3 separate regions of the Homo sapiens genome follow, and regions 2 and 3 are each linked to region 1. The links are chromatin contacts, found by Hi-C or POLR2A ChIA-PET in ENCODE. All regions are on one chromosome and are shown on one strand. The core of a region is the stretch at or near the end of the contact, and the rest is flanking DNA. Distances in the headings are between cores, read along the strand shown. Region 1 holds the start of ACOT2 (acyl-CoA thioesterase 2). Region 2 overlaps MIDEAS (mitotic deacetylase associated SANT domain protein). Region 3 overlaps NUMB (NUMB endocytic adaptor protein).

What was found. A loop is a pair of places that touch in the nucleus more often than their neighbours do. ChIA-PET counts read pairs that join two places held with the same protein, here RNA polymerase II (POLR2A). Pooled maps may share reads with other maps.
Region 2: a loop to region 1 is called in a pooled map, with 2.8 times the contacts of the local background. The contact joins the enhancer-like site here to the promoter of ACOT2 in region 1. A Hi-C loop is called at or near these places in 3 of 50 pooled maps. POLR2A ChIA-PET finds 5 or more read pairs at or near these places in 11 of 52 experiments (CD4-positive, alpha-beta T cell, H1, HEK293T and 7 more).
Region 3: a loop to region 1 is called in a pooled map, with 4 times the contacts of the local background. The contact joins the enhancer-like site here to the promoter of ACOT2 in region 1. A Hi-C loop is called at or near these places in 4 of 50 pooled maps. POLR2A ChIA-PET finds 5 or more read pairs at or near these places in 2 of 52 experiments (GM12878 and activated B cell).

Annotation. Positions count from the first base shown.
Region 1 is chr14:73,567,674-73,570,646 of GRCh38, forward strand. It overlaps ACOT2 (acyl-CoA thioesterase 2), which reads left to right and starts at 1,540. Exons shown (of 3, transcript NM_006821.6): 1 at 1,540-2,210. The coding sequence starts at 1,568. It also overlaps a transcript of HEATR4 not described here. RefSeq lists enhancers at 1-956, 2,151-2,320.
Region 2 is chr14:73,742,353-73,745,325 of GRCh38, forward strand. The region is part of intron 1 of MIDEAS (mitotic deacetylase associated SANT domain protein); the gene reads right to left. It overlaps LOC124903345 (a long non-coding RNA gene), which reads left to right. Exons shown (of 3, transcript XR_007064264.1): 2 at 1,542-1,656. Among named protein-coding and RNA genes, the nearest start is that of MIR4505, 15 kb to the right of the region's middle. RefSeq lists an enhancer at 1-126, cis regulatory regions at 31-52, 42 and a silencer at 1,254-1,548. Within about 2 kb of position 1,424, at least 29 of the 41 ENCODE cell types and tissues checked have a DNase peak (open chromatin) inside an H3K27ac peak, as active enhancers do; they include CD4-positive, alpha-beta T cell, where a contact is called at or near this core.
Region 3 is chr14:73,400,106-73,403,078 of GRCh38, forward strand. All of the region lies in intron 2 of NUMB (NUMB endocytic adaptor protein), which reads right to left. Among named protein-coding and RNA genes, the nearest start is that of NUMB, 57 kb to the right of the region's middle. Within about 2 kb of position 1,391, at least 2 of the 41 ENCODE cell types and tissues checked have a DNase peak (open chromatin) inside an H3K27ac peak, as active enhancers do; they include GM12878, where a contact is called at or near this core.

The DNA of each region.
Region 1 (2,973 bases), core at 290-2,789:
CAATAAACCTTGCTACTGCTCCTTCTTTGGGTCCATACTGCATTTCAGAGCTGTAACACCGTGAAGGTATACAGCTTCACTCCTGAAGCCAAGACCATGAACCCACTGAGAGGAACAAGAAAAACAACTCTGGACCTGCTGCCTTTATGAGCTGTAACACTCACCTTGAAGGTCTGTGGCTTTACTCTTGAAGTCGGTGAGAAGCGAGACCATGAACCCACCAGAAGGAACACATTCCGGACGCATCTGAACATCAGAGGAAACAAACTCCAGACACACTACTTTTCAGAACTGTATTAAGAACTGTAACAGTCACTGCGAGGGTCTGCGGCTTCATTCTTGATGTCAGCGAGACCAAGAATCCACCAGAAGGAACCAATTCCAGACACAGAATTATTTGCCTTCTTACTTCCTGAGAGTTCTAGGCACAGAACATACTTGAGGTGTTATACAAAGGTAATTAGAACTGACAGGGAATTGTATGATTAATGACGTGGGACATGAGAGATTTGGAACGAGATAAAAAGGCTTACCTTGAGGACAGCCTTATTAGGAGCAGAGGCAAACACAGGTTTTGTGGGTTTGAAGCCTACACATTTATAGCTTTCTCTAATTACACAGGTAGGAAATTATAAAATCAGGTACAAGGGCTTGGCAGGGGCCTAAAGCTTAAGTGATGAAAAAAAAAAACACCACACCTCTGGTGAAACCAATAGCTTACGAAAAAGTAGAAAAAAGCGCGATGCATGGGGAGCTCCGGTAGTCCTTTGAGGTATTTGAGAGGCTGAGTCAGGAAGATGGCTTGAGCACCAGGAGTTGGAGGTTTGTAAGTGCAGTGATGGTAAACTGCCGCTGTACTCCAGTCTGGCAATGTAGTGAGACCCTGTCTCTCAAAAAAAAAAAGTAACCCTTGCCTGACTGGGACAATAATTGAGAAACCAGTAAAACAAAATAATAACTATTAGCCGGGCGCGGTGGCTCATGCCTGTAAATCCTAGCATTTTGGGAGGCTGAGGCGGGCGGATTACAAAGTCAGGAGTTTGAGAAATTACTACCTATTACCCCATTTGGCTATTTTTACACTTGTAAGGAATGAAGCTCAGAGGTCACACAGCTAGTAAGAAGCCAGCACCCTTCGATGTGGGATTGATGTGGAGGATAGGCATATACAGAGAACACAAAAGCAAAACACCATGGTGCAGATTTTGAAAGAAAAGCCCTAAGATTAGTAATGAGTGTGAATTATTCAACAAAGTGATCAAAACTAACTCCAGCTCTGCATTCCTCTTCGCCATCAGGAGTTTGGAGCCTGGAGACTGCTAGCTGCCTGGTTCTTTAAGAACCAGCCCTGGTCCAGCCCATTCCGCAGGCCAGCAAGCTTCTGAAAAGCAAACCTAGGAAGTAGCTTTCCAACATAAAGTGGAGGTTTCAACACAGGAGACTTTAAGCAAGTTCCAGTGTGTCTATATTTGGTCTGGCTGATCGGCTGGACTCTGGCCTTCCCCGCTCACGTTAGCAGACAGCTCTGCCCTAGTGGGCGCTTAGCCTGCGACGGCAGCCCGAGAGGATGTCTAACAAGCTTCTTTCTCCCCACCCCCATTCAGTTGTTCTCAGGTCTGAATTCAAAATGGCCTCATCTCCTGCTGTCCTTCGAGCGTCCCGGCTGTACCAATGGAGCCTGAAGAGTTCGGCGCAGTTCCTGGGGTCTCCACAGCTGAGGCAGGTTGGTCAGATCATTAGGGTTCCTGCTCGGATGGCGGCGACGCTGATCCTGGAGCCTGCGGGCCGCTGCTGCTGGGACGAACCGGTGCGAATCGCCGTGCGCGGCCTAGCCCCGGAGCAGCCGGTCACGCTGCGCGCGTCCCTGCGCGACGAGAAGGGCGCGCTTTTCCAGGCCCACGCGCGCTACCGCGCCGACACTCTTGGCGAGCTGGACCTGGAGCGCGCGCCCGCGCTGGGCGGCAGCTTCGCGGGGCTTGAGCCCATGGGGCTGCTCTGGGCCTTGGAGCCCGAGAAACCTTTGGTGCGGCTGGTGAAGCGCGACGTGCGAACGCCCTTGGCCGTGGAGCTGGAGGTGCTGGATGGCCACGACCCCGACCCCGGGCGGCTGCTGTGCCAGACGCGGCACGAGCGCTACTTCCTCCCGCCCGGGGTGCGGCGCGAGCCGGTGCGCGTGGGCCGGGTGCGAGGCACGCTCTTCCTGCCGCCAGGTGACTCACCTCCGCTAATTGTTCCGTGTTCGTTCGCCTTTCACTTTGTGTGTCTCCCCCGCCCCACGCTTTTCGCTTATGTGTATGCCCCCCCGCCGCGCCCCCGGGCTATATTGCCCAGGCAGGTTTCGAATTCCTGGTCTCCAGCTATCTTCCCGCCTCTGCCTCCCTAAGAGCTGGGATTACAGGGTGAGCCACCGCGCCCGGCACTTTGAGGGGAGTTACACTTTTTTTTTTTTTCCGTCCCTGCCCTTTTCACACGAAGAAGGGATGTAGCTTCCAACCTTCCGGAGGTTAGTGTAAAGAAACAGGAATGGAATGGAAAGCTGATTGGGGAAGTGTCCCTGCCGCTCCAAAACTGAGAGGTCCCTCAAACCTAGTGCTCAGTTAAAAGACATTGTAAGGGCCAGGCGCAGTGGCTCACGCTTGTAATCCCAGCACTTTGGGAAGTCTCGGCGGGCAGATCACGAGATCAAAAGATTGAGGCCATCCTGACTAACACGGTGAAACCCCGTCTCTACTAAAAATACAAAACAGTAGCTGGGCGTAGTAGCGGGCGCCTGTAGTCCCAGCTACTCGGGAGGCTGAGGCAGGAGAATGGTGTGAACCCGGGAGGCAGAGTTTGTAGTGAGCTGAGATCGCGCCACTGCACTCCAGCCTGGGCGACAGAGCGAGACTCCGTCTCAAAAAAAAGACATTGTAAGGAAAGGAAAAAGACACTTATATTAAAAACAAAACAGGCCGGGCGCGGTGGCTAACGCCT
Region 2 (2,973 bases), core at 174-2,673, 170 kb after region 1:
CTGGATGCACGTGCCAGTGTGAACCTGATGGAGGGGTGCGCCCCCTCCATGGGGATGGCTGCTCAGAAGGAGATGAGGCGGGGCCTGCGGCTCCAGGACAAGCCTGCTTCTGCCCAGGGCAGGGGCCAGAGGCCAGATGCAGGTCTTACAGGGGCTTACCCACAGCTGTATGGTCAGCCCTGGAGGAGCTGAGCTCAGCTGGGAAGCCTCCCACTCCCACCCTGCACATCAAGGAGGGCCATCATTCAGGATACCACAGCAGCCTCTGAAGCTCAGACAGGGACTTGCTTTGAAGAAATCAGGGGGCCTGGTTTGGGGAAGGCTGAATCACCCCAGAAACTTCTTGCTGCAGAGGCCTCCCTGTCACCCTCACCGAAGAGCTAAGGGTGCCAGGGGCACAGACAGTCAGGCCTGGGACCCTCAGAGAAGAAAGGTCATCGGCTGGGGGTGGGGAGAAGAGTGGAAGATACTGGCAGCCTGGGAGGAAGGGTGAAGAGGCACACCTAGGCAGCAGGGCACTAAGTAGTCATAGGAGTAATGATGATGGTGATGGTGCACCCGTGCCAGGCAGATCCTACGTGCTTTATATCCTTTAAATTCCCACCATGGCCTTATAAGGCAGGAGTTGCGATTTTAACCTCTATTTACAGGTTAGCTAGATGAGGCTCAGAGGAGCTAAGTAAGTTGCCTACGGTCACACAGTCATTATGTTGCAGAGCCAAGACTGGAACCCAGATCTGTCTGACTCTAAGATCAAGCTCTTCTTCCTTATCCCCAAGATATGCCACTAAGACCCCAGACCCCTCTTCATACACCTCCCTTCCACAGCACACTCTACACCACCTCCAAGCAAGGATTTTCTAGACACAGATATCAGATATCCCTTCTCATTGGCACTGGGAAGCCCCTTACCCCTGCCTGAACCTTTGGCAGGTACTCTCTCCCATTCTCCCCAAATACAGCTGAGACCCTTGGCCTTCCAGGAAGGGAGAGCAGGAAAAGGTCTCACCACAGAGGGGTCAGCAGATGTGTGAGGTCTACCTGCAGGGAGGCCTGAAACACTTCCTCCTGCACTGGCCACTCTAGCCCCCGATCTAGGCCTGGACTCTCCAGCTCCTGCAACCCCACCCCGGGCTCAGTTGCTGCTGGTGGTGCCTCCAGCTCTCAGACCCCATGGGCTTCTCCCAGCCTGCAACTCGGGGTCAGGACTGCGCCACTTCCTCTCATTTCTTCTACCCCACCCCCGCTGCCCTGTCCCTCAGATGGAAATCAAACTGCCCTTCCTCACAGTGAGGAAGAGGAAGGACGACACCTCCAAAGGCTGCTGACCTGTGGGCCTAGTCCCTGAGATTGCAGGGAAGAGGATGTCATGAGGAACTCCTGCCAGCAGCTCAGCCCTGGGACCAGCTGCAGGGCCTCTGACAACGGATGCAGGAACACTGCAAAAGGAAACCCACAGTCACCACGGGGCCCCAGACACGGCAACCCGCCCTGTCAGTCTGTTTGACTGTCACGCTCTATTCACTTTTCCCTTCCTCCAGGCTCCTCTCTGCAGCAACCAATCCTTGACCAGACCCACAGGTACCCCTGGGCCAAAGACAAGGCAACAATCAAGACCAAGGCCTGGGACCTAGCAGGCTTTCAGGAAGTTCTATGGTGAGTAGCACTTACTCTCTATAGAAGAAAGCAGTGTGCACCAGGAAAAAAAAATAAAAAACAGTGCTGACCCCACATATATGTTTTGCAGACACATGAGGGGAAGGTGCTGGAAAGGCCTTTGGGTGTTCAATGCTGATGGTGACACCAGCTCTCCTGGGATGTCAGCTCAAACACACACTGCTCCCCAAATGCCATCGGCAGCCCAGCTGCACACCCAACACTGGCTGGCTGACCCCAGGAGAAGCCAGAGAGCCATCACCACAGGGCAAGGGGCCAGACTGTGGCCACTGTGGGACCAGGGCCACTCACCAGTCTGCTTGGGGCAATCAGTGTGTCCATTTGAGAAAAAAGACTATTGTGAGTCAAGGCCACACAGACCAGGGAGGAGATGCCAAGTTGATCTCAGCAGCTGCGGGGGCTCAGCTCTGACCTGGGGATAACAGCTGACCCGAGGGCCCCCTGCCCTTGGAGGCTAATGCTCCAAGCTCCCACTCTTATAGCCTGGGCAGGCCCCACAAGCTCAGCACTAGGAAGAGGGGAGTCAAAGATCATGGGTCTGTCACCCAAGGGCAAGACAGGCCCAAACTGAGTCTCCAGGCGAGTCAGTTCTCTGAGCTGTCTTAGGACAAAGTCTAAACTCCCTGCCCTGTCCACAAGTCCCTGCAGACCTTGGCTCCTGCCACCTCTCTCGACAGTCTGTGCTTGAGCCAGGGCCTCCAACGTGTTCTTCTCGCTTTGCTTCCAGGTCTTTGGCCAGGCTGTACCCCTTCCTAGGACACCTTCTCACTCTTTTCATCAGGCCAGGTCCTATTAATCCTTCAGGTTGCAGACACTGCTTCCACTGGGAAACCTGACCCCAGAGCTGAGACAGGAGCTGAACTACAAGCCCCTATAACACACTGTATATGGCACACTAAATCCCAGGTGCCTGCTTTGTCATCCCCAGCAGACAGCAGGCTCCACGGGGCAGGGTTGGCAGACCGTTGTACCTTGGCACTTGGTTTGTATCTGCCTGTCAGGATGCTCATTCAAGACTGCGCCCAAGGTGAGTCAGAGCCACACCTGGGCAGAGGCGACACAGCCCGCATTCCTGCCCTGGGCTCCTGCCTGCTCCTGACTTCTGGGCTCTCTGGTGCACATGAGAGCTCCTCAAGATGCTGGGATGAAGTGAAAAGGCCCAGCCCGGGATCCCACCCTACCCCTGGCCCCAGGCCCTCTACACCTATGTGGAACACAAGTCCTTCTCCCTGCTGGCCCACAAGCCACCTGCCCTTGACTGTCACCTGCTGCCCCACAACACATGCAGGCCAACTG
Region 3 (2,973 bases), core at 141-2,640, 170 kb before region 1:
CAAGTCATGAAGAGCAGACATGAAAGAACTTTAAATGCACACTACTAAGTGAAAGAAGCCAATCTGAAAAGGCTACATATACCATATGATTCCAACTATATGACATTCTGGAAAAGGCACAACTATGGAGACAGGAAAAGGATCAGTGGTTACCAAAGGTTAGGTGAGAGGAAGGGATGGACAGCCAGAGCACAGAGAATCTTTGGGGTAGTAAACCTATTTTGCATGATACTACAGTGGTGGATGCATGTCATTACATTTGCCAAAATCCTTGAAAGTACAACACCAAGAATAAACTCTAATGTAACCTAAGGACTTAGGGTGAAAATAATGTGTCAATGTGGGTTTATCGATTATAACAAATTATGAAACATATAATTGGTCTTCTTGCCCTTTCCTGACATATACCTCATAAAACCATTGGCACCTCTGGAGTGATGAGTATCTTTTACATGCTAATGAGATGACAGTGGCTGGACATCTCTAGATAGCTTCAAGGATAAGGGCTGGTCACCTGAAAGACCAAGGCATGATAAGAGGGTTGCCCCCAACCTCCAGAGAGGGAAGAGGAGCTGAAGGGTAAGCTGATTACAAATGGCCAATGACTTAATCAATCATGCCTATGTAATGAGGCTTCCATAAAAACCCGAAAGGACAGGGTTTGGAGAGCTTCCGGATAGATGAACACTTGGAGGTTCCAGGAGGGTGGCACACCTGAAGAAGGCATGGCATGCCCCTTTCCACATACCTTGCCCTATGCATCTCTTCCATCTGTCTCCTTTGTAATACCCTTTATGATAACCCAATAAATGTAAATGAAGTGTTTCCCTGAGTTCTGTGAGCCACTCTAGCAAATTAATTGAACCAAAAGAGGGAGCTGTGGTAACCCCAATTTATGGCTAATCAGCCAGAAGCACAGGACACAACGTGGGGCTTGCAATTTAAGTAGGGGATTGAGCCCTCAACCTGTGGGATCTGATTCTATCTCCAAGTAAATAATGTCAGAATTGAGTTAAAATGTAGGATACCCAGCTGGTGTCTGCCAAAGAATTGACTGGGTTGCTGGTAGATAGAAATCCCCACGCATTTTGGTGACCAGAGGTGCTGTGTTATACTGAGTTTGTATTGGTTTGATTTTTCTTATATCTCCTGTGTACTATTCTGGTAAGGAATGTTGACAGTAAGAAAGGCTGTGGGTTTGTGGGGGCAACAGGTATATGGAAACTCTCTGTATTTTTTTTGCTCAATTTTGCTATAAACCTGAAACTGTTCTAAAAAAATTAAGTCTTCCAAAACTAACAAAAAAAAAAACAGGGGATGGTACTCATGAACCAATAATGACTAACTGGCTATAAACAAACAAAACAAAGAAGTACAGATCTGGAAGGTTCATGTCAAAGGCACCAGAGCACATCCATGTGTACAACGGAAACCACTAACAAAATATGTAAGACTAAATTTTTTTTTTTTTTTTTTTTTTTTGAGACGGAGTCTCGCTCTGTCGCCCAGGCTGGAGTGCAGTGGCATGACCTTGGCTCACTGCAAGCTCCACCTCCCAGGTTCAAGTCATTCTCCTGCCTCAGCCTCCCAGGCAGCTGGGACCACAGGTGCCTGCCACCACGCCCAGCTAATTTTCTGTATTTTTAGTAGAGATGGGGTTTCACTGTGCTAGCCAGGATGGTCTCGATCTCCTGACCTTGTGATCCGCCCACCTCGGCCTCCCAGAGTGCTGGGATTACAGGCGTGAGCCACCACATCCGGCCTAAATTTGTTTTTGAGACAGGGTCTCTGTCACCCAGGCTGGAGAGCAGTGGGGTACAATCAGAGCTCACTGCAGCCTCAAACTGCTGGGCTCAAGCAATCTTCCTGCCTCAGCCTTCGTGAGTAGCTAGGACCACGTGCACGCACCACCATGTCCAGCTAATTTTTTAGAATTATTTGTAATGACAAGGTCTCACTATGTTTGCCCAGGCTGCAATCAAACTCCTGAGCTCAAGTGATTCCTCTGCCTCAGCCTCCCAAAGTGCTAGGATTACAGGAGTGAGCCACTGCACCTGGCTAAAAACTTTTTATCATGGTGGGAAAAGACCTCATAATTCAAATCCAGTTTCTGCAGCTATTTTTCTTCAACAGATGGAGAAAAATACTACTAATCAACAGTATCTCCTTGATCACAAATACATTTCTAGAGTAAATTAAATGACTGATTCCCTATCTGTTATATGGATCCTAAAACATAAAAATAATAACTAAAAATAGCAGGAGCAGATGCCTTTTACTGAGAGCCCATAAAGTATTGCACTGTAGATATATCTAATCTAACAATCCTCAGAGATTACACACTATATTACTATCTCAGAGAGATTAATTGATTTGCCTAAGAACACACAACTATGTAGTGTAACTAGGAATCAAATATAATCTTCTACTATAAAGTCTGTGCTCTCTCACTCTACCCCAATGTCCACATACCAAACAATTATAATAATAATATCTTCCATTGTAGCACCTCCAATGTATTAGGCACTGTATTAGGTACTTTACATAAATTATCTCCTTCACACTTCACGACTGCCTTGAAAGTCAGATATTATTAATTCCATTTTACAGATGAGGAAACAGAAGCTTATAAACTCAGTAACTTGCCCAAGGTCTCAAGATTCAAGCCAAGTTTCACTTTGCGTTATCAAAAGCTCACTTTCACAACTAAATTTAAAATTATCTTTACTATTTTTAGTCCTTTGGTTCTCCACACTACCCAGTTAAATGTGTATTATGTAATAATAAAGCACCTATGTGCTGAACATCACATTGAAGTCAAACAAACACAATTTTGATATAAAATAAATGTAATCATATAACTGTGACAGATGTTAACTGGTTACTCAAAAGGCCATTCCCAAATCCCTACTCCCTCCTTGCCTCTCATTACAGAGGCCAAAAGACGAAAACAGCTGGAGGTGACCATATGAC